Regions from separate parts of the Mus musculus genome. Here regions 2, 3, 4, 5, 6 and 7 are each linked to region 1. The links are chromatin loops, found by intact Hi-C in ENCODE. Cell type or tissue: heart. All regions are shown on one strand.

The links. Hi-C counts contacts between places; a loop is a spot of excess contacts. Peaks named below come from ENCODE experiments on the same cell type or tissue, not always from the same donor. Only the 100,000 strongest peaks of a DNase experiment are listed, where the experiment ranks them.
Region 2: it touches region 1 in a loop (10-fold over the local background); 37 of 42 quality-filtered maps call a loop at or near these places.
Region 3: it touches region 1 in a loop (2.5-fold over the local background); 3 of 42 quality-filtered maps call a loop at or near these places.
Region 4: it touches region 1 in a loop (10-fold over the local background); 15 of 42 quality-filtered maps call a loop at or near these places.
Region 5: a loop joins it to region 1, with 4 times the contacts of the local background. A loop is called at or near these places in 30 of 42 quality-filtered maps.
Region 6: it touches region 1 in a loop (7-fold over the local background); 5 of 42 quality-filtered maps call a loop at or near these places.
Region 7: a loop joins it to region 1, with 6 times the contacts of the local background. A loop is called at or near these places in 6 of 42 quality-filtered maps.

What each region holds. Positions count from the first base shown.
Region 1 is chr10:97,311,130-97,315,129 of GRCm38, forward strand. No RefSeq gene overlaps it. Among named protein-coding and RNA genes, the nearest start is that of Gm34044, 77 kb to the left of the region's middle. In heart, a CTCF peak has its summit at 2,047 (motif pointing left); DNase peaks (open chromatin) are centred at 2,022 and 2,702; H3K4me3 peaks cover 1,507 bases; H3K27ac peaks cover 1,860 bases.
Region 2 is chr10:96,212,040-96,216,039 of GRCm38, forward strand. No RefSeq gene overlaps it. Among named protein-coding and RNA genes, the nearest start is that of 4930459C07Rik, 12 kb to the right of the region's middle. In heart, a CTCF peak has its summit at 2,016 (motif pointing right); a DNase peak (open chromatin) is centred at 2,042; H3K27ac peaks cover 498 bases.
Region 3 is chr10:96,331,702-96,335,701 of GRCm38, forward strand. All of the region lies in intron 2 of Gm33782 (a long non-coding RNA gene), which reads left to right. Among named protein-coding and RNA genes, the nearest start is that of Gm33782, 25 kb to the left of the region's middle. In heart, CTCF peaks have their summits at 1,169 and 1,715 (motif pointing right); DNase peaks (open chromatin) are centred at 1,290 and 1,730.
Region 4 is chr10:96,129,977-96,133,976 of GRCm38, forward strand. No RefSeq gene overlaps it. Among named protein-coding and RNA genes, the nearest start is that of Gm40746, 49 kb to the right of the region's middle. In heart, a CTCF peak has its summit at 2,328 (motif pointing right); no DNase peak of the experiment used is centred here.
Region 5 is chr10:96,618,873-96,622,872 of GRCm38, forward strand. It overlaps Btg1 (BTG anti-proliferation factor 1), which reads left to right. Exons shown (of 2, transcript NM_007569.2): 2 at 1-3,941. Among named protein-coding and RNA genes, the nearest start is that of Btg1, 3.9 kb to the left of the region's middle. In heart, a CTCF peak has its summit at 2,034; no DNase peak of the experiment used is centred here; H3K4me3 peaks cover 2,661 bases; H3K27ac peaks cover 634 bases.
Region 6 is chr10:96,749,576-96,753,575 of GRCm38, forward strand. No RefSeq gene overlaps it. Among named protein-coding and RNA genes, the nearest start is that of Gm33897, 36 kb to the left of the region's middle. In heart, a CTCF peak has its summit at 1,515; DNase peaks (open chromatin) are centred at 1,516 and 2,156; H3K4me3 peaks cover 813 bases; H3K27ac peaks cover 1,791 bases.
Region 7 is chr10:97,158,402-97,162,401 of GRCm38, forward strand. No RefSeq gene overlaps it. Among named protein-coding and RNA genes, the nearest start is that of Gm34044, 75 kb to the right of the region's middle. In heart, a CTCF peak has its summit at 2,039; no DNase peak of the experiment used is centred here.

The DNA of each region.
Region 1 (4,000 bases):
TTAGGAATGACTTCATCGGAGTGAACGCCATGTATAGAAAAAGTAAGTTTGCTTTCTTGTAAAGAACATGTGTGACTCTAAGCAGATGATGAAGGTGGCTATAGAGGTGGAGCAGTGTGGGCAACAACTGCTTGCATTTTCTCATCTCTCTGTCTCTGTCTCTGTCTCTCTCTTTAATTTTATTTTTTTACTTATTCACTTTACGTCTAGCTCACAGCCTCCATCCCAGTCACCCCCTTCCGCAACCCTTCCCCCACTCTCCCTCCCCCCCCCCCCCCGTTCTCATCTGAGCTGGTAGGGGCCCCTCTGAGAACACACCCCACCCTGGGACATCAAGTCTCCTCCATGCTAGGCACTTCTCTTCCCACTGAGGCAAGACGAGGAGGCAGCCCAACTAGAAGAACATATCCCACCTACAGGCATCAGCTTTTGGGGCAGTCACGTCAATCCCTCCATTCCAGTTATTTGGGACTCACATGAAGGCCAAGCTGCATATCTGCTACATATGTACGGGAAGGCCTAGGTCCAGCCTGTGTATGTTCTTTGGTTGGTAGTTCAGATTCTGAGAGCCCCAAAGGTTAGTTGACTCTGTTGGTCTTCCTATGGGGTCCTTATCCCCTTCTGGCCTGCAATCCTTCCTCCTATTCTCCCGTAGGAGTTCCCAAGCTCCATGTACTGTTTGGCTGTGGGTGTCTGAAACTGTCTCAATCAGCTGCTGGTTGGAGCCTCTCAGAGGACAAGATGCTCCTGTCTGAAGCATAACAGAGCATCTTTAGTAAAATTAGGGATTGGTGCTTGCCAATGGGATGGGTCTGGCATGGGGGGCAGCTGCAAGGCCTGGGTTTGAGCAAGTAAGGAACTCAGCCAATGCATGGAATAAGGCAGTATACATACGGTGGCCCAACACTCTTCCACTGACACCACCTCATGCTATTTCTATTAAGTCTCTTGGGCTCTCTACGACAATTATACCTACTGGCTAAATGATCAGTTTCTCTAGCTGCTGTTAGGCCAACATGATTGAGCAAACTTCATAAAACTCATGACAGTCCTTAAGGGAATAGACCTTGTTTTTGGAGCTGTCGAATGCTGAATACGTGCAGGCAGGCATACACACAGTCTTCTGGGAATGTAGCTGTTTGGAAATATAGTTAATCAGTAGGTTTTATTCTTTGCCTTTTAGTTCCTTATATGCTGTGTACAACGCATTATAATTGAGTGTCATAGAAAAAGAAAGGCACAGGACGCTTCCAGTTTTGTATGTTTGCTAGATGAATATGAACAGGGGAAAAAAGTCCATTACTGGCTCCAATATGTACTTTGGAACAATACTTCACAAATAAATATGTTATGCTTTTTCTCAAACAGAAAATGTTTGGGCATTGTTAGTTTATCATGCCCAATTAGACTATAAACGTTTGTTCCTCTTTTACTCAGAAGCGGGGTTATTTTAGATGCCACACCCACACCAGGAGTAAAGGTTTCTTAAGTTTTGCTTATGTGTCCTGTACCGTGAAATCTACGCTCAAGAGGAAAACAGTGTGTTGAACTGACACTTTCCTCTGTGGTTAATATGTAAGCCACGTATTATCTGAATTGTTTTGCCAAAACACGTCTGGCTGGGTACATTACACAGGTCACTCGCATATACATATTGGAGACAATAAGGTATCCGTAACAGCGTTGTGTGCTCACTCTTTTCATCTAATTTAAAATCGCGACGTGGTTTAGGAAAAGCTCTCTTAAGTCACAATACCAAGTTATTGCAGCAACATTTGTCCTCCGTGGCACTAAATTCCCTGTATAGTAAATTGTGTTTTCGGTTGCTTTGTCCCATAGTGTTGATCATAAGCCGTACTTAAGGATTTCAAACGGCGACAGCGCCCCCTCACCCCCCCCCCCCAAACCCCTTTTTAGTCCTAAGCTAGAAGTACCTATCAAATCCTATTTCTTTCCTTAAAGACACACAGGAAAGCGCCGCGGAAGAGATTCGTCGACTGTGCAACAGCGACCCCTGGCGGCCCGATGCTCGCAAGGCCTTGAGCACCCAGAGCTGTCTCTAATCAAGTCCCTCTTTGTTTTCCATATCTGGAGAGCGACCCGGAACTGTCTTTGAGAGTGTGGGCTGTGTTTGATACCCACAATCTAAAGCTCAAAGTTTCAGGATCTTCACTACTCACGGCGTACAACTCATGGGTCTTTGTTTTCTTTTTGTGACATTTAATGAAATGAGTTTTGTAGTTGGGTTTTGTCCCTTTCTCCTTGCCAGCGAATCACAACAACAAACTTGCACATTAGTAAAAAGCCTTTGATGGCTTTTGTCTGTTTGGGAGGAGAAAATGCCTGAAAAGTAAGTAAAGGTCTCAGGGAGGTGGGGGGAAGGAAAACGAGTATTGCTTGTAGCACGAACACCCATATGATTCATCGGTAGAAGCTGAGCTCTGGCTCCATTTCTTTTGTAGATTTCCCGGCTCCCCTCACCCCACCCCCCGCTTTGTTCCGCTTCAAACCTTTCAGAGGGCTGAAATGCATTATTACCTTGTTAAATCTCTACCCAAATCATTTCTACAGCCCGAAGCTGTTTTGACGTGGGTTGAGCATCTCTCTCTCACACACATACACACAAAAGAATTGCTTTTGTTCCCAGACGCTCTCATTGGCTGAACGGCCTCCCTTTCGGGCCAATCAGAATCTAGTTGTCAGGCTTGGCAGGCTATTTTTAACCCAACACACAAAACCACTGGGTCTTGGAGGCAGTCCGCGGCAGAATGAAAGTCCCCATAGTAAAAGGCAGCAGCTGAATGTATTTTGGATGTCACGGCGTGTTTGACATTTTCTCTTTAATTCCATATACACTGTTACATTAGCATGTGCTTTTTCGTAAACAACTAACTCAGAAATGGACCTGCGTTTTCACAAGCTCTGTATTACCCTTTTAGGAAGAGAAAGCCTAAAATATATTGTATTCAGACTTGATCCAAAAACATTTCATAGTGTGTGGACGTATTAAACACACACACACACACACACACACACACACACACACACACACAGTTTCAATACGAGTGTGAAGGTGCTTTTAACAAGGGATTTTTGTAGATTTTCATTTTGGGTTGACAAAATTTTCATCAGTGACTGAATGAGAGTTACAATAATATCCATCTTTCTCCCTTACCGCATTCAATATGTATATAATTACTGCAACATGTATACACTTTATGTGTGGCATCTAAAATTATAAATACTCAGTGTGGGGTATTTTTGTGGGGGTATTTAGATAAAGCATGGTTTGCAGCATATTCAACCGATTGTTCAGTGGGGGACTTTTTTTTTTTAACCTCCCTAAATACACTTTAAGTGACAAGGCATCAAAACACATAGTTTGTAAATTATCTAACATATCCAGGAAACGAAAAGTTGCCAGATGTGAAAATACCAGGTTGTAAAGTTTGATTCACCCCCCAACCCCCGAGCCTTCCGTTTAATAGGCCAAAAAGCAGAAAAAGCTAAGTTGATCTCAAAATATATATCACAAAGCAATTTATTGGCAGAAAAATGAAACTATTTCCTGCAAAGGAAAGGGGGGGTTGTGGAGGCCTAAATAAGAAAGATGTTAAGAATCTCCCCTGGTTCTTACAAGAGATTTTTAAATTGTAGATTTGCCTAGTATTTATTTATCCAAGCTTGGCGATATGACTTTATTTGTTGTTCTTTGTTCATCTCCTGAAAAAGGCCTGTTATTTTTTGTTGCAAACCACGAAAGTGTCATTTAAACATGGTGTCAGGCAAGTGCAGAAATCCCGCAAAGGCTCCTGGGAGACATGGCTAGGATCCTATTCAAAGATGCAGGCGTTCTTCAGGAGAGAGGCTTCCATAACAAAAGTAGCCAAGGATAAGGAAAAGTTTACACAAAAGTTCTAGCAGAACTGTGGAGAACAGTCAAGATGTAGGGAAGGTGTGTACCTTGCCTTAGCAGATTTCACTGTTGGGGAGAAATGTC
Region 2 (4,000 bases), 1.1 Mb before region 1:
AAGAACCTTATGTGCTCACACACTGCCGGTTCGCTGGAACATTAATTCACAAGTACTTAGTTTAGACTTGCAGACTCTTTCATGAGGATTGCATATCCACAGTAAATATAACTAGAATTAAACCTCGCCTAAATATTTAATATGGCAGGCCGTGGAAGATCTTCAATGCTTTAAAGAACTGACTGATACTTTTGATTTTTCTAATCATCGATGCTGAGAAGGCCATATTGCATACATATACAGCCCGAAGTACAGAAATATGTGTAAGGCCATTGTAAAACTTGCTGGAAATCCTGCCTTAAACCCAAGCAAAAGTTAATTGAATGGTGTTGTGTAGGAGCTCAGCAGTGACTTGGATAGCAACCATCAAACATTCAAACACAACATGATCCAAATCTATACTCATGGATGTGACACTCCCTGGCTGGGGCCAGATGACAGGAGCATCTTTGCTTTCCCTAATTCAGCTGTTAACATTTCTAGAAGAGCAGAAAGCTGTGCATATGATAAAATACAAAAAAAAAAAACCAAAAAACAAAAAACAAAACAAAACAAAACAACAACAGCAAAAAACCCCGCAGTCCATAGCGTGCAGGGCGTCTGAGCGTGATGGTTCAATGGACTAGTTGAGCATGATAGTTGGGATGAGTGACGGCATCCATAAGCATACAGGCTCCTGTGTGTTCCGAGCTGAGAGTACAGAGAAGCTGTGCGGTGTAACACAGGCGAGCCTAGCCTGAAGCACCTTGGGATTGTTACACAATTGAGGCTGAATTTATTTTTGATCATTGCACATCCAGGAGTCTTCTGCTATTGTCACTGTCTTTAGAACGGTCACCTTCAGCTAAGCGACCCTGTAGTGGGGTGACGACTTACAGTCAGACGAAGCTGGGCTCTGTAACATCTTTAAATATGCACACAGTATTAATACACCAGTGCAAATGCCTTATGAAAATAGAACATATTTACATATTTTACATTGCTAACCCCACTACTGTGGTGGCATGGGAAGCTGGGTAGCCAACTGATTTTTAATGTAAGATATTAGAAATACTGGCTTTCATATTCATATATATGTATGTATGTATATATATATGTATGTATGTATATACACACACACACATATAGTATGTGTGTATATATATCGTATGTGTATATATATACACGATAATATCGTAACTATACTACCTATACATGTGCATATATATATATATATATATATATAAACTAATTTGAATTGCTACTCCATTGACTAAGTACTTACGATGAATTGTATGACATACATCTCCAGACCCGCCCCCCTGCCAGCCCTGAAGGATATACCTCACTCATTTTCTTTTCTTTCAAGAAACCAATTTTGCTATCTTCAAGCAACCACTTCTTTTGTTGAAGCAAAACAGAACAAACAAACAAACAAAAAATCAACATTAAGATTTTCCTAAGCATTTAGAAACATGTCGAGCAGCCTGGGACATTCTGGAACCCTGTCAGAGCCCTGGTCTGTGAGCTAAGGAAACAATTTTGTTTGATAGAGTTACTATCTTCTGCAAAGGCTGAGTGTATATTATGTCGCATAGTCAGAGCACTGGGGGACACCCCCAGAGGGAGCTTGTGATGAGTAAATAACTTAGTAAGGCAAAGAATGGACACTGTAAAACCATTCCTTAATTCAAGGCCACGTGTTACTTTGGGATTTAAGGAAATATATTGGCATCTTCTATGTGATAAGATGCTTCAAGCATTTATCCTTAAAAAGGACTAAAACCCATTTTTTTTTCTCTCCTGTTTGTATCATTTCCTCCTCCTCCTCCTTACCCCTTCCCCCCCCCCCCAGTCCACTTTTCTCTCTCCCTCCCTCTTTCCCTCTCCCTCCCACTCCTATTCCCTCTGCTTCTTCCCCATCTCCTCTCCTCCCCTTCTATCTCTCCATTCTCCCTTCCTTCCCCTCCCCCTTCTTTCCCTGTGGTCATTGAGACGAAGTTCTTTTAACTAACATCCCATTTCCGCCAGCAGAGGGCACTGTTTGCGCGTTTAAGTAGATGTCTCCGCTTTGTTTTTCCAATGTGAACAGTATCTGAGTCACAGGCAGGCACGCTATTCGGCTGGAAAGATACTGGGGAGAAGGCCTGCCTGAGTGGTAGTGTTTCAACATCATTTTGCCGAACATTTCCTTTGTTCTCGGCTGCTTGGAGGGATGTTCATTGCAAATGCCCTTCTAGTTCCCGGTGGAAAATGTATGTTTTGAATGTGTGTTTTGAAGGCAATGGCATTGGGTCACTCAACGTCTAAATATCACAAGTGCTTCAAACCACTTTAGGTGTCAAATTCTGAATCAAGGTATCAGCCCCAGAGTAGATCGTCTTGCTCCGGGAGCATCATAAATAATTTCTGTAGCAGCATATGACATCATAAAGCAATCAGGCATTCCCTGTACACCATAATCGATGGACTTAGATGTCTTCGGATGGAAGGGTATGGTGAAAGACACTTTTCCTCTCACTGGACTTGAGCACTTTAGAATTAGTCAGTGGCTGCCTATCAAAAACGAAGTGAGTCACGTTCAACTTCCAATATATTGTGGAATATTTTCTCAAGAGTTTCATACACATCATTTATATAATATTGGATTATATATTTTGTGGTGAAGTAAGTACTTTTACATTTTTACGGCAATTATTTAAAAAAAATTAATCAAAGTGTAGATGAGAATGGCATACTTTAACAATGAAAGTCACGGTTAGTCAGATACCTACTTGACTTTCCCAGTCCTCAGTATCTCTCTCAGCTCAGGTATAACTTTTCATTTTGGAACCTGTATTTTAGTCCACCCCCCCACCCACCATCTCTGAAACAATCAGCTTGTCTTGCTATTCTCTAAGCTACTACTTTTAGATGTTAGCTGCTGTTTGACTGTAGCAGGAGTATGTTGCCCAGGGTTGTGTGTGTGTTTGTTAAAGCTCGGTCGCCAGTGTGGTGATGCTGGAGACAGGCACCTTTAAGAGAAGGTGGGGTAATTAGACCAAGGTAATTATTTCACACGGAAGGGATCAAAGCCATGTGTATGGGAACCCGCTGACTTCCTCTTAGAGTGGGTTGTTATAAAACATAACGCTCACCTTTCTCATGATCTGGCTTCCTGCCTCTGCCATGTGTTGTCTCTTTCCTTGCACTGGCTCCCCCACGGCACCATCTGCCACAGGGTAGCACACATAGGGGACTGTCACCAAGGGCCAAACACTCTAGGTTTACCCAGGGTTGAATTGTCAGACTCAAAAATTGTAAGCTAAACAGATCTCTCATCATTCCACAACCCAAGGTGGTTTGTTAGAGCCAAGCAAAGCGGGATTGTCTAATACTGTGAATTGTCCTTTTGGAATGTACCGATAGATAAGACTCTCACCTCTCTGTCCCTCTGCTCACCTTATTTCTGTCACATCTCTGTTGGTTACCTGTTCAGCTGTAGGAAGAGCACTTAGACCTTCCATGGTGAGCAGTCTACTCTGAGTGGCCTTGCTGTTCTCCGATGCCTTCTGCCGCCCAGGTTTAGTAAATTTCCTCTACACGATCAAGGTTACTAATGTTTTCCTTGTGCTCTCTGGGCACGATGATAACGTCTTTGTCTACAGTATGTGAACTTATCAATGGCATTTTCCCTGAAAGTCAGGGTTGCTTCTCACGGCGACCGATCGTGTGTTAGTTATTGTTGTACTCCTGTCTCTTACTATGGTGTGGCGTGTGTGCGCGCGCACGCATGCGCAGGAGCGCTTTCTTGTATTTCCATGTGTGGGGTTGCCTATGCATGCACATGCATGTGGAGACCTAGGGTCGATGTGAGGAGGCTTCTTTGATTGCTCTCTACTTTATATAAGAAGGCAGGGCTCTCACTGGCACTGAGACTTCACTAATTTGACTAGTTCCAGGGTTAGGTGGGTGCTGGGCCCTGAACTCGGGTCCTCAGGCTTGCGTAGCCGGCTTTCCTTCTACCCATCGACCCACCTCT
Region 3 (4,000 bases), 980 kb before region 1:
TGTAGAACATTTTCTTAATTAGTGATTGAATGTGGAAGGGCCCCGTTGTCGTTGATTACCACCCCGGCCTGGTGGCTCTGGGTTCTAAAAGAAAGTAGGCTAAGCAAGCCATTGGAAGCAAGGCAGTAAGCACTACCCATCTGTAGCCTATGAATCAAGTCCTTCCTCTGGGTTCCTGACCACTTGGAGTTTCTGCTTTGGCTTCCATGGACTCTGATTCAGGATGTGTACGTCAAATAAACCCTTTCCTCCCCGAGTTGCTTTTGGTGGTAGTGTTTCACCAAAGCAAGATTAACTCTAAGGCAACTGTCTTATCACTTCTCACAGGGGCTCTAGGCATCCAAACTCAAGTCCGCTTGCTTGTATAGCAAGCACTTTAACAACTAAGCCATCTCCCCAGCCAGCACTTTAACAACTAAGCCATCTCCCCAGCCCCGTGCACTGGGATTTTTTTAAACACTCGCGCATTCTAGACTGCTCATTCCCTTCTGTTTAAAGGAATAGCTCCATTATCAGAAAACAATAATTCAACTCTTATGAAATCCCATCCATGGACATGTTAAAGAGATGTGGAAAGGGCTTTGTTCAAGTTACACACACATTTTTACCTGCCCGCTATCACTTTAAAACTTGGATGGATCTTCATTTAAAGAAAAGGGAAGTCCTGATAAAAATGGTAGTGTGCAGTGCCTCTTAAAACACTAGCACTTCAGGACCTTGTCACTGGCTTATCTGAGGGACAAAGAGCTGGTGCAGACTCTTTAGAAGGGGCTATAAGCTTTCTGGTTCTCCACAGACCCTTCCAGTCCTCAGCCTGTTCCCTACCAGGCAGCACTCTGGATATCTGTTTTTGACTCAGTTCACAGAAGTCTGTCAAAGCTCAGGTTCCTTTGTCTCTTCCGTATCCCACACAGGAGATTCAGCATGTGCCAAAGAGCTGCCTTTGACCTGAACGCTCATGCCATCCCTTCACGTCTCTGGTATTGGAAAGGTTATCAGGTTCCTCTCTGAATTCTACTCCAGCTCCTTTCCCCCACCCCAGAGGCTTTGTTCTGTGCTTTTGCTTTAAGAATGAAGACAAAGCCTGACGATACATCTATTCTCCTAAGACTCTAGTTCCTCAAGGCTGAGTGCCAGCTCCCTGATTTGTTTCCCGTCCAGAGCTGCGAATACAGAGACCGCCAACAGGGCAAGGCCATTTTGCTAATGACCTTCGTAGGGCTGACTGCACAGCCAGTCAACAGCAGATCTGAAAATAGAACTCAGGACTTTCAAATCATTGTTCTGCTTGCTGGGCTGTATTTCCTCCCATAAGGGCCTGGTTAAGCAACGTCCTGTTTTGCACAAGCAGAAGTCACAATACACATATGAGAAACTGGACTGGACACAAGGATCACAAGACCGCACCCACCCTTAGGAAAGATGGCTCTGTAGCATGAAGCAGTGCGATTTGTTTCTAGTCCTGCCGGTTTGGGTTGCAAGCGGGCTCACAGCTGGTCAAATCATTGACTTTGCAGTATGTGGTGTTTTAGGAATTTTCAGAGTGCCAAGTGTCAGGTATTTGCCTGACAACACACCAAAAAGACATTTATGCAAGTGACAGAACAGTGTCGTAAGGTGGCCACCAGCTTGGGAATCACTGTGTTTGTGGTGCAAGTGCCATGGGAGAACCAGAAGCTTGGTGGCAGATCATTCTTTTAGGGTATTCCTTGTGGCCTGTAGAGGGCAGATTGAAATCGCAGAGATGCCCCTAGGCACTGTAGTCATCCTGGACTTGGAGGCTGAGGCAAGAGGACCTCGTGATCAAGACCAGGCAGTTCCTTTATTACCTCGAGCTGCCTTAAGGGAAGGAAATGGGGTGGGGGTGGGGGACGACGAAACAGAACAAAACAAACAAACAAAATGACTGGAATTGTCAAAAGTCAATCAATAAGGGAGTTTTATTTGGGAGCTGACAGCAGGATTACGTACAGTCCAGAACACAGGTATACAGGTGGCCACTTGCATGTCCTGAGAACAAAGGAAAGCCTGGGGGGTTTTAGCAAGCAGAGAAATCTACACATGAACATACCTGGTCCTTCTCACTGCCTGTGGGAATGGCAAGGTCTGATGGATGGGTGGGGCAGTGGGTAAAGCTAGTTTGAAGATTGTAGTTGGCAGTTACGCTGTTAGCTACTAAATAAATCAAGTCTTGAACATGCCCAGGGTGTTCCTTTGGACTGTTTCTGGAAGATTGGATCTGGAGCAGGCATGTATTGGTATGATTTCCCTTCCTTGCCTCCAGCCCCCGCCCCCCTCCACCTTAGTGGGGTGTGGTAGGAATGCTTACAGAAGGTTGGGGGGTGGTTTACACTTCCTGATGTTCCTTCAAATTGTTGAGACCTCTCTGTTCCATGCTAGCCCACGTAGAGGGCTTGCTAGCCCTTCAGTGATCTTCAGTGTGTTCTTGGAGAGCAGAGCCTGAGGATGCTAGCTGTTTTTGCCTCTCAGTCAAGCTCCTGGCCGCTCCGCAGGACATAACAGAGTGGATTCCAGGACCCTGAACTAGCTGTAGTACGTGAGCCCTGGATCTATGTCTCACACCTGCCAGACTTGAATCGAATGGCTTTGTGTCTTTGCGTCTGTTTGTTAGTCTGTAAGACAGGCGCGGCAACAGCTGGTAAGACCTCGGAGTCATTATGAAATTGAAATGAGTTGTTATTCATGGATTGCTTCAAAAGATTCTAGACAAAGATAATAGGTTTAGTTGTAGGCAATCAATAAACGACCTAGCAACGGGAAACAACTGCAGTTAGCTATGTGGAACAGGCCGAACACACCACAGGACCCTCCTTCCTTCTCTCCTTCTTTAGAGAAGCCTGCTTTATAGTTCAAAAGTGGGCCCTTGAGATCTCATTCCTCATTGCTCCATACTACAGATAGAGCAACTGAGGCACAGGGAAATTAGGTGATTTATTTATGTTTACCCACCAGGCACGTGACAGGATGGAAGGACAGGGCACTGTATGTACTGATGTCACTCACGGTTTTGCCATCGTTGTGCCAGTTTGGTATTTATTTCCTAGGAAAAAACCATAGAGGAAGCTGCTTGTGATGTTCTTCAGATGCTTAGATAGAATCGTTTACAGACACTTTGGAAGCAGCAAAACATGCAGAAGTACCCATGGGCGGTGATGGCAATGACTAATGCACACATGAGGACTCTTACTGCAGCCTCACTTAGCATATCAAACGGCGTTAAAAATAATAATTAGCCTTGGGAACCCAGAACAAGAACACCCAGTCATTTTGACACACCTAACTGCAATTTGATCTGTGTGTGTGTGTGTGTGTTTCACCTACTCATAGCGGCAGCTGTTCAAGAAACGAACAAAAGACTGTGTGGAAAATGGCAGCGTCAGGAGGTTGTGCTTTCTTTGTTAAAACATGGGAGATGGTGTGTGTGTGTGTGTGTGTGTAATTATTTCCTTGAATGTGTACATGTATACATACATATATATTTTACAGATTTTTACATGTCCTTCAATAGCTTCCTTAGCCATAACTATAAATAGAAATGATGAATGACATTTTTTTTTCTTTCTCAAACCTCAGTTGCTATAACCTAATGTCATGGAAAGCAAATCAAACTGGAGGCTGGGAAATGGAGAATCCGGCCCTTGCTTCTCCATCAAGTACATCTTTGGAAGAGGCCTGGGGAGTTTCTCAGTCTATCAGGGCCACCAATGTTTCAGTCTGAAAACACTACTTTAGTTTGTCATTACCTATACAAGTCCTAATATCTTTTATGTCCTTTCCAAGGAACTTTTATAATAATAAAGAATTTATTTCTGACAGGGGAGGGGAAACATACATCTCAAATTCTAAATCCAGACCTTCACAGTTAACAATGTGCATTAAATTTAGTAGGCTTGTTTTCTTTGTTGTTGTTGTTTTGTTTTGTTTTGTTTTTTTGCTTTCCCTCTGTCCTCCTGGTCTGATTTATCCCTGTAGAACTAAC
Region 4 (4,000 bases), 1.2 Mb before region 1:
TATAATTATATATTATGTAATTATAGATATTATAACTATACATTACAATGGATAATATAAAGATATATAAAGAATACAGTGTATTTACGTTTCTTTAAGATACATGTATAAGATTATCTTTAAACACATATAAATATATTATATATAAAGATATAAATCTTATACATGTATAATAAAGATATATATTACATATAAAGACATATAAAATAAAAAATAAGGGGCTGGAGAGATGGCTCAGTGGTTAAGAGCACTGACTACTCTTCCAGAGGTCCTGAGTTCAATTCCCAGCATCACATGGTGGCTCACAACCATCTGTAGTGGGATCTGATGCCCTCTTCTGGTGTGTCTGAAGACAGATACAATGCACTCACATACAAAAAATAAATAAAACTTAAAAAAACATATCGTATATAATAAATATCTATATTATACATATATATGCATATTTATTATTATAGATTATAGTTTCTAGACCTAGCCAGGACTCCAGTGCTCTAAATGCTCTCAGGAGATCTGTGCTTTTTATATTTTAATGGAAGCAGCAATGAGGATATTTACTGAGGTTGGGGATATTTAAGGAGTGAGGCAGGGAAGGGGGCAGGTGTGGGAGATGCCTGGGGCCCCTCTGGTTGCAGGGCTGCCTATAGCCTGGTGGGGAAAGTGCAGCAGGTTGCTGTCAGTCCAAGGAGGTAGTTATGAGACTGTGGCTTAAGCATAGTGGTGGGGATCAGAAGTGGAGGAGGCTTATGAAACATTTTGGGGACCCCCCCCCCCCGAATAGCTGGAGGTGTTAAAGCTTAGAGCTAAGATCACCGTGGTTTTGCGTTTGTGTTATCCTGGCTAGGACCACTCAGGTGTCACGGCAAATCTAGACTTTCAGAGTTTGCGGTGATGGATACGATTGAGTTTTTGTCTTCATCAAGTCTAAATCTGTTCATTAGTTCTAAGATTTTGCTTGATTTGAAAGGACTGGATTTGGGGCCTCAGAAGATGAAGACATGTAAAATAAATTAAAGACATCAGAGTAGTAACTGTTTTGTTCTGTTTTCTGTTTGTTTGCTTTTCAAGACAGGGTTTGTCTAGGTAGCCCTGGCTGTCCTGGAACTCTATATGTAGACCAGGCTGGTCTCAAACTCAGAGATCCATCTGCCTCTGCCTCCTGAGTACTGGGATTAAAGGTGTGTGCTACTAACACATGGCACTATTAACCTTGACTATGAAATACACTTTAATACTGAAAACACTGAGGTGTAAACTGTTCATAGCTGCACTTTTAGCCTTGAGAAGATAACCTTATAAAAACCACAGAACCTCAACATTGAGGTGTGTAGGTAAATAGACCACAGAAGTTGCTTCCTGTCTAGTTCCTCAATCGCTCTTTGATGTTAAGGTGAACTTAAAGGTTTTGTTACTTGGAGGTCAAGGTGAGGCTGTGCTGTCCTGTAGTGTAGTCATGACCGTAACAGTGATGGGCGCAGACTGATGACCATTGAAGTTACTGCATCCGAAGCTTCGAGTGCCCGAGCTCTAGTTCCCTCTGTAACAGGTTCTTAACCCCATTTTACAGACAAGGAAACCAGGACTCAGGATTTTGTTGTTCCCTATTTTTATTTTCCCCAGGCAGGGTCTTGTGAGTCCATACTGGAGTCTAACTAACTATCTAGCAGAGAATATCCTTGAACAAGAGGGTAGCCTCTTGCTTCCATACCCTGGATGCTGGAACAAAGGGCCAGCATCACCACACAGCTTCCCAGCTCAGAAGGTTTAAATATCCCAAGGCTACAAAGCTACAAGATGATGGAAACATGATTTGAAATACATGATTTGAAATTTGACTGCTGCAAAGCTCACATGTCAAAGGCAGGGGAAGGTGAAATGGTTAAGGCTTAAATCAAGGTAAAACCATGGGCAAAATGTCGAGAGTCCTAGCACGGGACTGCGGTTCAGCATAAGGCTGTGAAGTTCCTTTCTTAGCTCAGTCATAACAACCAGACATGGCAGGCAGAGAGCACTTTGTGTGCACTGCCTTTTGATTCTAACGGCAGCCTAGAGGAGCTACTACAGTGCCCGTTACACAGACAAGGCAACTGAGGCTGTAAAGACAGTTTGGTAAGTTTCAACTAGCGTCTGTTTGGCTCCAAGCGGTGCTCACGAATGTAAATTATCTTTTGACCGACCGACGTGACTTCTGTTTTTCCTGACGAACCACGGTGTCTTTTCAAAAACCGGGTTTCTCTTTCTGTCCCTGTTCCCAAGTCTTTTAGGTTGCCTGTGACCACTTTTGTAGCCCCAGCTTCATTATCCAGGTTCACACCGGAGGATCCACATGGTGGCACTGTAACCTCACACAGTTAAAACATGAGGAAAAAGGAGGAAAAAAAAAAAAACCCACTTGTTTCCACTGCACTAGGCAGGCCAGACTCAAGTCTGACAGACAGTCATGGACAGGCAGACTGGCCTTAATTAGACCGGCTTTAGCATTCTACCCTTTCTGGTTACAGACACACAGAACGCATTCTCCTCCAGCTACACCCAGGAGTGAAGATTCCAGAGACCCCATGCCCAATGGCAGGGTGTTGATCCTAACTAATATCACAACATCTAAGAGCACACCACCAAGACCTCTCCAAAGCCAGGAAATGCATGACTATCCCTTTCAAAATATTTTTTATCTGACTCTCATAAGCCCCTATCTCTTTAGACTTTCTGAAGTGGTGGGCTTTCTGAGAGAACAAAAGGAGGGAAAGACAGACAAATTAGGGAGAAAGGAAAAGGATCAACTCTCTGCATACATGACATTAAGTGCAGTACCCAATATCCCCAGACACACTTCCTTATGCATGGGAAGGCTTACCCAGTTTCTGTCTTGCAGGCTGTAAGATATATTAAAGGTATAAATTCATGATGTATCTTTAGGTGTTTGGTGATGCAAGCTGTTTCTTCAGTACTTTGCTTTCTTTGCTTCCAACTAAGAAAAAAAAAAAGACCAAGATCCTTCCATGTCACAGGAGGGAGGAAGACTTTCCAAGAGGGCAGATCTATAGACAAAGAGAAATCTTGCCAGTCTAGGAATGTAAAAAAAATATGCATAAGGTTGATGGAACAAAAATATTTTTACCCAGATGTAGCTGTCTCTTGTGAGACTATGCCGGGGCCTAGCAAACACAGAAGTGGATGCTCACAGTCAGCTAATGGATGGATCACAGGGCTCCCAATGGAGGAGCTAGAGAAAGTAGCCAAGGAGCTAAAGGGGTCTGCAACCCTATAGGAGGAACAACATTATCAACTAACCAGTACCCCGGAGCTCTTGACTCTAGCTGCATATGTATCAAAAGATGGCCTAGTCGGCCATCACTGGAAAGAGAGGCCCATTGGACAGGCAAACTTTATATGCCCCAGTACAGGGGAACGCCAGGGCCAAAAAGGGGGAGTGGGTGGGTAGGGGGTGGGTGGGTATGGGGGACTTTTGGTATAGCATTGGAAATGTAAATGAGCTAAATACCTAATAAAAAATGGGAAAAATAAATAAATAAATAAATAAACAAATTAATAAATAAAAATATTTTTATTTGTATATTTTTAAGTCTTTTTGAAGTAGATAGCAACCAGAGAGAATCATGCTTTTCAAGATAAGTGGCAAGATTCACACTCATGACTGCTTGTCTTAGGAAGAGTCTTCAGGGCCAGTTTCATTTTAAAGATTTGGGGAATCACTCTACCCAGATGCCTGAGTTGTCTGCACATAGGCTGGCATGAGGAGCCTTCATGCTTTTGTTTGAAATCCAGTCAGCTAGTTTCTGGCTTTATGACTTCGGCCCTGCAGCTATCTCTAACTCACCCATGTGCCACATGCATCCCAGGATAACTTAATGTGGCCCAGCACAAAATTATGCATTTACTTAAAACATGAGAATTTTCTCAAAAATAACATAGTTATGTAGTTCTCAAGGATGAACTTTCTAGATGAGAAAGTCATGTTGCAATGTCAAGAGTTTGGACC
Region 5 (4,000 bases), 690 kb before region 1:
CTGTGAGTCCAAGGAAAGGATCACTTTATTTGCTAGGGAGTGAAGTCGAAGGGTGGTTTCAGTTTCTCCCAGACCTTATACCCAATTTGTCACAGCAGTCCCTTTAAGGAAATTCTGTCTTTCAAAGAACCCTCTTTCGCAGTCAACCTTGCAGGGGAATTTGCACTATTACACTTGAAAGTTCTCAGTAACTTTTTTGGCAGCTCAATAGGAAAGCTCAATGTTTTAAGCATGGTAGTACTGGAAAAATTTTTACACGGAGACTTTTACCTAGCACTTAAAATGTATAAATGTACATAAAGACAAACTTAGTACGCATGACCTGGGGGAAATGGTCAGACCTTGTGTTTTTGGCGTTGAGAGTAGGGAGCGACCAGGCTCTGCCATGGCAGCAGGCTTTGAAAAGACCCTTCAAAAAGACACTGTCTCAACTGTGGTTGTTAGCACCAGCCAGCTCTCTGTACATTTGCTAGCTTGTAGTTTTCTAAGACTGAGTGGAGTAAACTTCTTATTTTTAGAAAGTGGAGGTCTGGTTTGTAACTTTCCTTGTACTCAATTGGGTAAGAGTCTTTCCCACAAACCACCATCTATTTTGTGAACTTTGTTAGTCATCTTTTATTTGGTAAATTATGAACTGGTGTAAATTTGTACAGTTCATGTATATTGATTGTGGCAAAGTTGTACAGATTTCTATATTTTGGATGAGAAATTTTTCTTCTCTCTATAATAAATTGTTTCTTATCTTGGCATTTTAATCAATCTCTTGTCATGATTACAGAGGTTCAGCTACAAAATATTTTTCTCAGACGTCTTAGATTTGTAAGCTGTGTGGATGTCACTTGCACACTGGTCACACAAACACATTGGGAGAGGTGTAATTAGAAACTAATCAGAAGGAACTAGAGGAAGGCTTTTAGATTTTTTAACTCAGGTTAAAAGCATGGACACATTCACAAGCTAATGATCTCATGAGGATAAAGACAGAGGTAACATCTTCCAAAAGTGGCGATGCCCAAAGGATCCCAGTCACTGCTTCCTGGGGAAGTGAAGATAACAATCCTCTCTGGCCCTCCTTTGAGAAACAGTTCTTTTGCCCCCTTGGATTTGTTCCTTTAGAAAATCCTGGGGCAGGTGACCTATAGCCTTAAAGAACAGGCTTATCACAGCAGAGCCATCTGCCGCTTTCTGGTTCTCATCTTGCAAGAGTTACATAAAATAAAATCCCCTAAGCTGGAATCCAACAACAGGTACGTTGATGCACTTCTTTTCTCAAAAGTTGAAGCCCTGGCTTTGTCCGCATTTCCATAGCAGGGGAAACTGAGTGTTGTGCTGGAGGTTAGTAACGTGTACCTCATGGGCAAAGACATGCTGCTAGTTTGGGGGTTGTAGAAGATAAACTGATATTTTGGTGGAAATTGAAAGCAGAAATTTGAGTTCTGCTTTACAGTTAAAATTAACTGGATTGGGGGAGGGGCAGCATGTGAAAACATGTGAACACTGGGAATTGAGGCAATTTAAATGACTTTAAGTCAGTAATTGTTCTAAGTCAGTAGTATTTCCAAACAAATTGGAGGTTTTTTGGTTTTGTTTTGTTTTGTTTTTTAATTTGTAATAAGTTTCCCTGATACTTTTATTAACGATCCAGAAACACATCACTAAACCCTAAACATGCCATGTATTTAAGAGTACGAATGGAATTCATATATTTTTGTCAGTAGGCTATTTGGAAGAGTTTGGATTTTGTTTCCCTTATTTTGCTTTCTGAGATGGTCTCTTGTTCTATATGTAGCTCAGGCTGGCCCCCCCACTCTAGATCTTCCTGCTTTAGCCCCCAGAATGCAGGCGTCTCGGATAATATGGCACAGCTCCAGACCAGGAGCTCAGATTCTTCTTCTTTCTACACAATAATGGGTCTCATTGTGACATTTTTTTTAAATGACATATTTCATCTAGCCCTTTCTCTAAAAGGTCCCTCATTTCAAATTTGAGTTTGAGCATTATATCCCAGGCTGGTTTAAAGCAGGTCTCACTCTCCTGCTGGCCAATTTGTGTATCATTTGGGAACTCCTTGGAAGCTGCCTGACTGGCTTTGAACACTGGACTCTTCCACACTGTTCAGGTCTATCCTGAGTACCTAAGATGTCATCATCATAAATGAAATAGAGAAGTGTCTTTGACTTTGCTGTCAAGACTTTTTGTTGCTGCTTGAACAAAAGAAGCGCCTATTCAAACTGCAGTTTTAGAGTTCAGGTGACATCCGGCCTGTGAAGCCTGCAAGTATCTCAGACCTAGCATCCAGCTGTTTCCTGTGACTCTCACCTCCATTCCCCAGACCACTGAGCCGAGCCTGTGTGTGCAGCACAGCATAGCTACTTGAGTAGTTCGTGCCAACTGCTTCTGGCTAATGTTTGGTTTAGCTATTTTAACAAAACAAAAAAACTGAGTGTCTGCTGCTGTGTCATTTACTACCAGTTTTTTGTTTTTTTGTTTTTTGTTTTTTTTTTTTTTTTTTTTTATTTCGAGAGGTGTAATTTAAAAGGGTTTACACTGCCCAAATTAAAGAAAAAAAATAATTTATAAAAGATGACTGCTAAAATTAGGAATTCATAATTAACAGTAAGTTTGAGGACTTATTTTTACAAGTTGGGTCTTGCTTTGTGATCCTAAAACAAGCCTTGACATGCTAATGTTTTGTTTTGAGACCAGAGGTCTTGAGGCTCTGGGCTAGCCTTGAACTTGCCATATAGCTAAGGAAGACCAGAATTCCTGATCCTCCTGTCTGACTGAGATTACACTTAGCACCATGAAGCCTGGCTTGATGTGGACTGTAGGAAAATTACCCCATTCAATACAGGATGTGACTATCCCTTATGTCATCCTTACCTTTGAGATAGTTCTGGAATTGCAGGCCTTTCTGCCGGAAGTGGCTTTCTGTTATGATTGTTTATGAGGTTTCTTTGTCGCCATAACTCACACTTTGACAAGTAATTTTTGGGTTTTTTGTTTGTTTTTTGAAAAAGGGTCTCACTGTGTATCCTTGACTGGCTCGGAGCTCAGTATGTACACCATGATACCCTGGAACGCAGAGATTTACCTGTCTCTGCCTCCCAAATACTGGAATTAAAGGCGTGCACCACCACACCTGACTAGTAATTTTGCTGTAAATATTAACGGGGTTTGAGCTTCACATTCCAAGGAAGGGAGGGAGGGGTCCTGGTGTCCATGTTTAGTGATTAAAGGTTTCTGGGTCTCCCCCCACCTTAGGACTCTTCCCTGGTCATATATTAATGATTTTTGAGACTTCTTCGTCTTTATAAATTTAGCGGGCTGCATTTTGCATGTGAAAGTTTAAAGAAACTTGCCCCGTCTTTTTCCGATTTCAGGTTGTGGTGCTTTCGATAAGCTTCTCGGAGTTTGCCAGCAGCTTTAGAAAGCATCATCACCTGAAACTGCAAAGATTTTGTTTACCTACGGGGAGCACGCAGAGCCCAGATGACGCTGTCTTTGCAGTCAAACTTTTACAGGTGGACCCTGTCAGTCTGCCCAGTTCATTTTTTGTGTCAGGACCGTAGCTGAGTCAAAACATCTTTTAGGGTAAAATGCCCTGTGTTACAAATTGGACTGAGCTGCGACACAGGCTTCCTGCCAGGATTGCAGACTTGGGTAATCCAGAGAAATGTGTATTGTTGGTAGTTTCTGGTGGTTTAGTTTATGCTTAAGTTAAAAAGCAGCATTGCTAAGGTGTTGTGTCTTGATTTTGAGCTGCTCCAGGGTAAACCTCCTGTTAGCAGTGAGGTTTGATAACATGTTTTTAAAACCATTTGTGGAATATTAACACTAGTGTTCTGATTGCAGCTTTAAATCAGTCGGATTTATGAATAACTTCATTGCTTAGGTTGTCAAACAGGAATTAAAAAAAAAAAAAGACACCCATCATAAAATTGTATTCCTTTTTCTTCTTTGAATGCCTCCATTGGTAGATACTCTTAAGGAATATTCC
Region 6 (4,000 bases), 560 kb before region 1:
GTGCCCAAGTACACAAGTCGAGAGCTTCTCCAAGTATTTCTGACACATACCAAAGAACACACATGGATTAGTGCTCTTCCCAGAAACACAGATGGTCAAGTTGACTACCTGGGAAGATTTGTTGTACGTGATGCGTGGAATGGTTTGAGAAATGCCCTCCAGAGGCTCATATATTTAAATACTTGGTCTCCAGTAGGTAGCAATGCTTAGGGAGGTTCTGGAACCTTTAGGAGGTGTGGCCTTTGCTGGAGGAAGCATGAAATTGGGACCAGGCTCTCAGAGTTTATAGCTTCACCCTGTTTCCAGTTCTTATTCTGTTTCCTATGTGTGGGTGAAAAATGTGATCAGACAGCATCCTGCTCCTCGCTCCTGCTAGCCTGCCCTCACTTCAGTTATGGAATCCCACTCTGAAATTCTATGTACAAAACAAACTTTCTTCTATAACTTGGTTTTGATTATGATGCTTTTATCCCATCAACGGAAAAGTCAATAGCATACATATCTTTTAAAAGAGTGAACACATTTGATTTAAGTAAAAGGAGATGCTATTTTGGGAAAGAGGCCTTGGGAGGGCCTGACCCGAATGCTCAGACTGTTCTGACCCTGTGCACTTGTGTACTGCATTTCCCAGTACTTGTCTTCTTTGGCTTGGACAGAAAAAAAAAAATGGTATCCCACAGTCTCAGGCAAGTTACTTTACAAAGGAATGCAGTGACGATAGATATTTTATGATGAAAAATAATTTCCCGTTCTCCAATGACTTTGCCTTATAACTCTAGATGTTCACTAATATGATTATGTATAGTATATACTCATTTAAATATTTTGCATACAAAGGAAGAAACCATTTTCCCTAAACTCTGACTGCCTCCCCCTCTGTTTTTCCAAAGGAATATCAAAGTCAGAATAGAGTGAAGGAACTTGTTAAATTCTCATCCCTAATTACCTAGTCTACAAAATGCTGGCTTTGATTTAGCCCTTTTGATTTGTTACCCCTTATGTTTCAGAGAACTCTTAGAGGGGTGTGAATGAGGCAGGGCGAAGATGAGGTTTAGTTTCTACTGCTTCACTACTAGATGTCCTCCAGTCTGGTTTAGTCAAGGAACGTAGCACAGACACCCCCCCCCCCCCCCCAGGACTCAGACCTCCTCATAGTTCTTAGGGGACTTTATCCTGAGAATTAGAGTAAGTGGCTTAAGAAATCAGTTCAGTAGAGTAAACATACAACGTTCGGATTCTACAAAAGAATTATTCTGTCATAAGACAAGTACATACTCTTTGAAGAGAGTATGGAGACAGGAACATACAGGAAAAGTAAGGGAGAAAGGGCTGAGGATTTCAAATCCAGCCTTACTCGCCTTGCATAAATCACTTCCAGTCTGATCATTCCTCTTATCTATTGAATAAGAAGAGAATAGTCTCTCTCCCATGCGGCAAAGGTTTGCTCAGGTTCTTTCTGGAAAAGCACTGCACAGTAGCTGGTAGCGTGAGTCATCCCAGACAATTATGTCATTGCTGGTGGCAGAATGTGGGAACTGCTTGCTAGCCTTTCCAGGCAAGCAGACTTGACCCTCCACCTCTTCTGGTCTTCCGTAGGATTGTTTTTATTAGTCCTCCTAACGCTAAGCTTACATAATGTTTTGAAGGAACTTGTTGCTTAAGGATATCTTAAATTAATAATATTATTACCAAGAACCAGATTTCATTTCTGCCTATTTTCATAGTGCGTTTACTGGAGCGTTTTTCTTAGTTTGTTGAAATCATTTCTTCTTGTTTCTCTCCTTTTTTCCCCTAAGCTCTTAAAACCAATCAACGTTCACAGGAAACCTGTGTAGCAATGCTTCTTTTTATCACGTTGTTTCTTTTCTGGAATACCCAGGAAAGATGTTATATACAAAACAGTAGCCTTTATGTGGATGCCTTTTTTTTTTTTCTCTAAAAGTCTAGAAACACTTCACATTTGAAGAAGAACGCCTTGCTCTCCTTTTTGAATCTGAGCGAAATCCAAATCTATGGTAATAGGACATTATTAGCTCTTGAGAAAAGTAAACTCTACTTTCAGAGGGGGAGGCAGTGTCTGGCAGGCAGGCAGGCACTTCCTCTTCCTTCCCTTCAGCAGGCATCCCAGGGGACCAGGAGGGCGGGGCGCCCAGGGACCCAAGGGGCGGGGCCGCAGCTTCACCCTTGTTCAGTCTCCCGCAGAGCGAAGCTGTGTTTCCTTCCTCTCCCCTCTCCCATCCCTGCATTGTTCCAGCTGCCAAGCCTTCAGCATTTTCACCCAGTAAGAGGAAGGGAAGGGCAGAATGGCTTTGAAAGAATAACATTTCTTTTTATGCACTTAAATAGAACACCCGACACAAGACATCCCGTGTTCCCTTTCAAGGACGAAAGGCTGCTTGTAGTGACAAGAGAACCATAAAAACCCAGGATTTGCTATTTGGTAGGTGGTGGTGTGGTCACATTCTGCTGATGGTGAACATTACTCGGCCATTTTAAAGGACAGCCTGCTGTCTTCTCCCACACACTGCCGTCCCCCTGTGGGCAGCCACACCTGTCTTTCTGCTGTATTTATGTTTATTATTTTTCACACCGATTCTGAAGTCCATGCTCACTGTCCATGAGTGTGAGTATCTTTGTGTTTTCCTCTCTGTGGAAGACTTGCTCAAAACTCAGAGCCCAGCAGAGGGGCAGCACTCAAGAAGTATTTGTAGCATAAAAAAGATCTGGTTTGCCATTCAGTGCTCTCCTACATACTCAGAGGAAAGTAACTGTTAAAATAAGGTATCAAGAGTTGGGAAGATGGCTTAGTCAGGAAAGTGTATGCTCCACAACCATGAGATAATCTACATAAAACACACACACACACCATATAATTTGAGCCCAGAGACCCATTGTTTTGATTCAGGACCATCTTTCATGTTTTAAATTGAATGAAAATAAGTTCTTAATTTTCTTACATTGCATCTTTTGTAACCTGGAGAATTCAAACAATGCCGTCTAATCTGTGAATACAGTGGGAGAATATAAAGGAATGGCAGAGTAGCTGGTCAGTCAGTGGTGGCTGTCATTATAATTAACCACTTTCAGCAGCAGTAGCTTGGGGTGGCAAACCAAAGCTGGTGGGCTGAGTCTAGGTTGTGCCATGTTCTTATATGGATACGGGCGTTTTCCTGAACCCAGTTCAGAAGCCAGGAGTTGAAAGAGGCAGGGAGACTTGCGAAGCCTGGAACTAGCTCCTCTCTTCTTTAGCCTAGGTCCATCCAAGAATGGTCCATGGACCAGGTGGCTTCCCCAAGATGCTTATCTCTGGTCTGTGACAGGGAAGCTACAGAAAATAAGATTAAACATTCGAAAACATCTGTAAATATCAGCCACTGAAAGCCAACTTCATTATTTGCCTCATGAAAAAAAGAAAAACAACAACCAAAGACTAAAACAAGAAACCTTGTCATTCCCCCACTGAAATGGAATCTAATATGTTGTCATGGGATTTTGCTGTCCCAGTGACTTAGTAAGACATGTTCACGTGCTTGCAGATGGAAACATCTGGAAACCTATCAGGTGTGAATGACAAAACATGTCGCAAGATTGCAAGTGACCTGGGAAGGCTGATGAACAGGCACATTAATAACGTCATGCTAATGGATTTTCTATGCAGATAATGGGCCAGCCACAGTTCACTCATCAGCTAATACAGTTGTAATGTGTTGTTTCCTATCTGAGCGAGAAGGCAGTCACATTCGGATATTACAGATGCCTCCGACACACACACACACACACACACACACACACACACACACACACATACACACACACACATACACACACACACACACAAACACACACAAACACACACACACACACACACACACAAACACACACACACACACACACACACACACACACACGAATACTCATTCCCCTTTGAGGTAAATGTATTCTAAACTGATAAGTTATCACCTTCCCCAACTTTCCTGGAAATCCAAGCAAATAACATTTC
Region 7 (4,000 bases), 150 kb before region 1:
TGCAGTAAATTTTTCTGGTTCTCTGCCACGTGCAATCTTTCTGGCCCTTTTAATTCATCATCTACCCCCTGAATTGGCTCCTAAGCATGTTCCTAAGTTGGACTGCAAATCAGTAGTTCAGTGAAAAAAAAATCCTCAAATGCCAAGTTCAAGCTCCATGTTATTCAGATTATTTTGGTATTTTCCATGTTCGAGGCATGCATATGATGTTCAAATACTGACTGCATCAAGACTGCACAATGATTTCACCAACAAAGTCCACTAGGTCAGTTAACCTCCTCCTTCCCAACATAGCATCACTTTGCTGATTTCAAATGAGTCTCCACTAAGCTGTTCAACCATTTCCCCCCTCCTCCTCCCCGCCCCTTAGCTCTCGGCTGTCTCTGACTTATTGTACTGGAATCAGCAAAATCATACTGAAGGCTCATTTGTACGTAATTTCTTCAGAAGCAGCCTCTACAATAAAATGCTCAAGTTCAAGGATTCATAAACGGTTCCACACAAAGCAAGATTTATGAGACAAAGCTCAGGGAGTCTTGGTTAATCATTACAAATCACAATTGCACATGTCTGGTTCTAGGGTTGTACTCTTCTTGATGCTGAAGGCTACTTAGGGCAGGATGCACCCTTTCATAATCTTTGGTTTGTCTGTTTCAATGCCGAGAAAATAAGCACAGAGGGGGGTCTGCTTTGTATCTCCGAGATGGGACAATAGCTCTAATCTGCAATCTTTTATTTTGTTTTCAACTGTTCCAAGACCAATTTCAATTTAACTTGCTTGCTTTTCTTGTCTCTTGATAAAAAGCTGTTTTGATTGCAGGGGGCCTGGAGGCAATGGTGGGAGGCAAACTCGGAGATTCTCTCTCTCTCTCTCTCTCTCTCTCTCTCTCTCTCTCTCTCTCTCTCTCTCTCGTGTGTGTGTGTGTGTGTGTGTGTGTGTGTGTGTGTGTGTGTGTGCGTTCATGCGTATAAAGGAGAAGGAATAGGGGACAGCATCCATGGGCTGTATTTGTTAATCTGCTTAAAACCCTAACAGATTTTTTTTTCAACTGAAATTTGGCCAATGTTAATTGTACAGGCAGAATTCACACTGGGAAAATCTCCTTGGGTAGGGAGAGAAAGACAGGAAGCACAGCCTGCCTGTTATATAAGATGTTTATTTCCATCCAGTCCAATCCACCATAAGCAGTACAGAAAATAGGCCAGTGCTGCTGCTGACCAATGATGTCACTGTATCATCAGGGTGGGGGTGGGGAACTGGGCACCACACTGATGAACAGGAGAATTTCCTATCACCATTGCTGTCTCGTAGGAGTCTTTATTCCTGGAGTTGCTGGTCTTGGCTCCATTTGATACTTATTTTTTCAGGATGTGTAGTAGCTGGGTGGCGACCATTGATGGGAGCTTCTGGATAAGGCACACAAATCTTAAAACAGGGTTGCTTTTTTTTTTTTTTTTTAAATCAAGTCTCTGAAACTTAAAAGGATTGGATCATGTCAGCCAAATGCTGGCTATCCTGGAAAATGGTACAGGGAGGAGGGAATGGATGGTCATCCCGATGTGAGGTACTAGGCAGTGTCTTTATGTACCGAATAGCTCATTCTGCAGATTGTCTTCCTCACTCATGCTACCTTGCATGTGTGCTCGAGCAGGGGATGCTCATAAAGACTGCGACTCAAATGCACAGCTTTGCAAACATCTCTAATGAGCTTATCATCTGTAATGTAATGGAGACATCTTTATAACTTATATAAAGTGAGTGGGTAAAGTGAGTGAAATGAGGTGTGTGCCCCCAACTTTTTTCCCTATTGCTTTAATATCGACAGCAAACTGAGGCCACATTCCTATACATTACAAAGGGTGACTCGGTTACACAGAGAAGGCCACTTATTGCAAGTAACCACTCTGTGTTTTGGTTTATGGAACTCCTGGCAAACTCGTGTTTTTCTGTCATGAAAAAATCTTCAGGGTTACTCTAATTGACCCAGTTTTTCCATAAATACCGTTCTGGTGGATTGCTGTTCCGTTCTCCCTCTAGAGGAAATAGTGAGCATTACAACTCAGTCTCAGAGAGGTGGGGGAAGCAGTCTAATTGAAATACAGGCTTGAGACTAATAACATAGCTCAGTACTAGAAGCCATCACGATCAGGAACTCTAAATGCACAGCCCCTTCTGTATTCGTCCAGTGCCAGTATCAGTATGTGTATTTTCCCTAAAGCAAACAAGCAAACAAAATGTCTTTAACCCTGTTCAAGTGTCTTTCCTGAAAACAACGGATGTACTGAGATAGCCATCTTCTTGTATACTGGGAATATAGAAGGCTGGATGTCAGGCTGCTGCTTATTCACCGGTAGTCCATTTCCTCTGGTAAAATTAAAATATTTGTCTTTTTCTCCAGTCAAATAAGAAACTAATAAAATGTATAAAGGGCATAAGAGGTGACTTATAATAGAGAGTTCTTTTCTTTTCCAAAAAACTCATAGCCATACTTAGAAGTAAACACACAGAGATACACACACACACACACACACACACACACACACACACACACACACTTTACAACTACCACCACCACCAAATAGACCTTACAGGAAGTTTCTTCTCTGTTTGATATCTCCTCATCTAAGCTCCTGCCTTACATTTCAGAACAATGACAGGACTTGTCTCTCCAGTGTGGGTACCGTGGAAAGGCCAGCACAAGGAGATAGCCTGGGTGACAGGAAGTCTGTTATCAGAAATCTGTGCCAGTGCAGGGAGGGGCTGACGAGTGGAAGGCTAGAGGAAAAAGGGAGGGGAGACTTAATGTATGTCCTTGTAAAAAGAAGCCAGTGTGTGTTCTATCTGCATTTTGAAAGCTTGAGCAATTACTAATGAAATGTTTGCTTCTTCAAATTATTGTTGGTGAGAGTAACGGAAGCATTAGAAATTTTCTTTCATTTATTTCTTTAGTGCTGTCTGTTATTTTATGGATAATACATGTGATAAATTCCATGAGGTGGTAAGTAAATATTGCTTCTTTTCTACTCTCTAATCTCTTAACTCCCCTCACAAACACACACAGCACAGAATTTACCATCCTCTTATGATTGGTCTGGGGATCTGAGACCATGCGCAGAAGTCACATCATACACCTTGAGCAGGTGGTCTTTATGTATCTCGGAATATATATTCATCAATTCATCAATTGATGAATAAAGAGCCCATGGAATTTAAAGACACAAAGACTGGGTCTTCGGGAAGGTTTGGAGGACGTAAGAAACAGAGGAAATGAAGTAATTATATTATAATCTCAAAAGTAAAATAAAGAATTAAAAATATTTCCTGAGACAATATACATATAAATAAGAATATACATTATGTACTTAGTCAGTGTTCCATTGCCACGAAGAGACCCCATGACCACAGCAACTCTTATAAAGGAAAACATTTAATTGGGTTTTCCTTATGGTTTCAGAGGCTTAATATGAACTGACATTCTAGCAGAAAGCCGGTGTGCAGGCAGACATGGTGCTGGAGAAGTTGAGAGTTGCACATCTGGTCCATAGGCAGCAGGAAGAGGGAGAGACTCTAGGTTTGGCCTAGGCTTCTGAAACCTCAAAGACCATCCCCAATGACACCCTTCTTCCATGAACCCTTCCAAATAGTGCTCCCTCCAAGCATTCAAATATATGAGCCTATGTGGCCATTCTTATTCAAAGCACATTATACATGTATATTTGATTCTCTTGACTTTAGGAACTATGTTCTACAGGTTCTTTGTGATCACCAAATTGAGTTTTGTGTCTATTGTAGTACTGTTCCTATGGGGAACACAAAAGCAGGTTTCTGTAAGCCTCTTGTCTACTGATCAATATATAATCTTATTTTATGTGTGGAGACATCTTACTTATGATTCATTAACATCGAACTCACAGTCAATGGCATTATAATTCATGCCTGGACAAAGCTCTTCTGTCACACGTTTTCTTGGCAAGGCACACAGCAATATTCATGCATGGA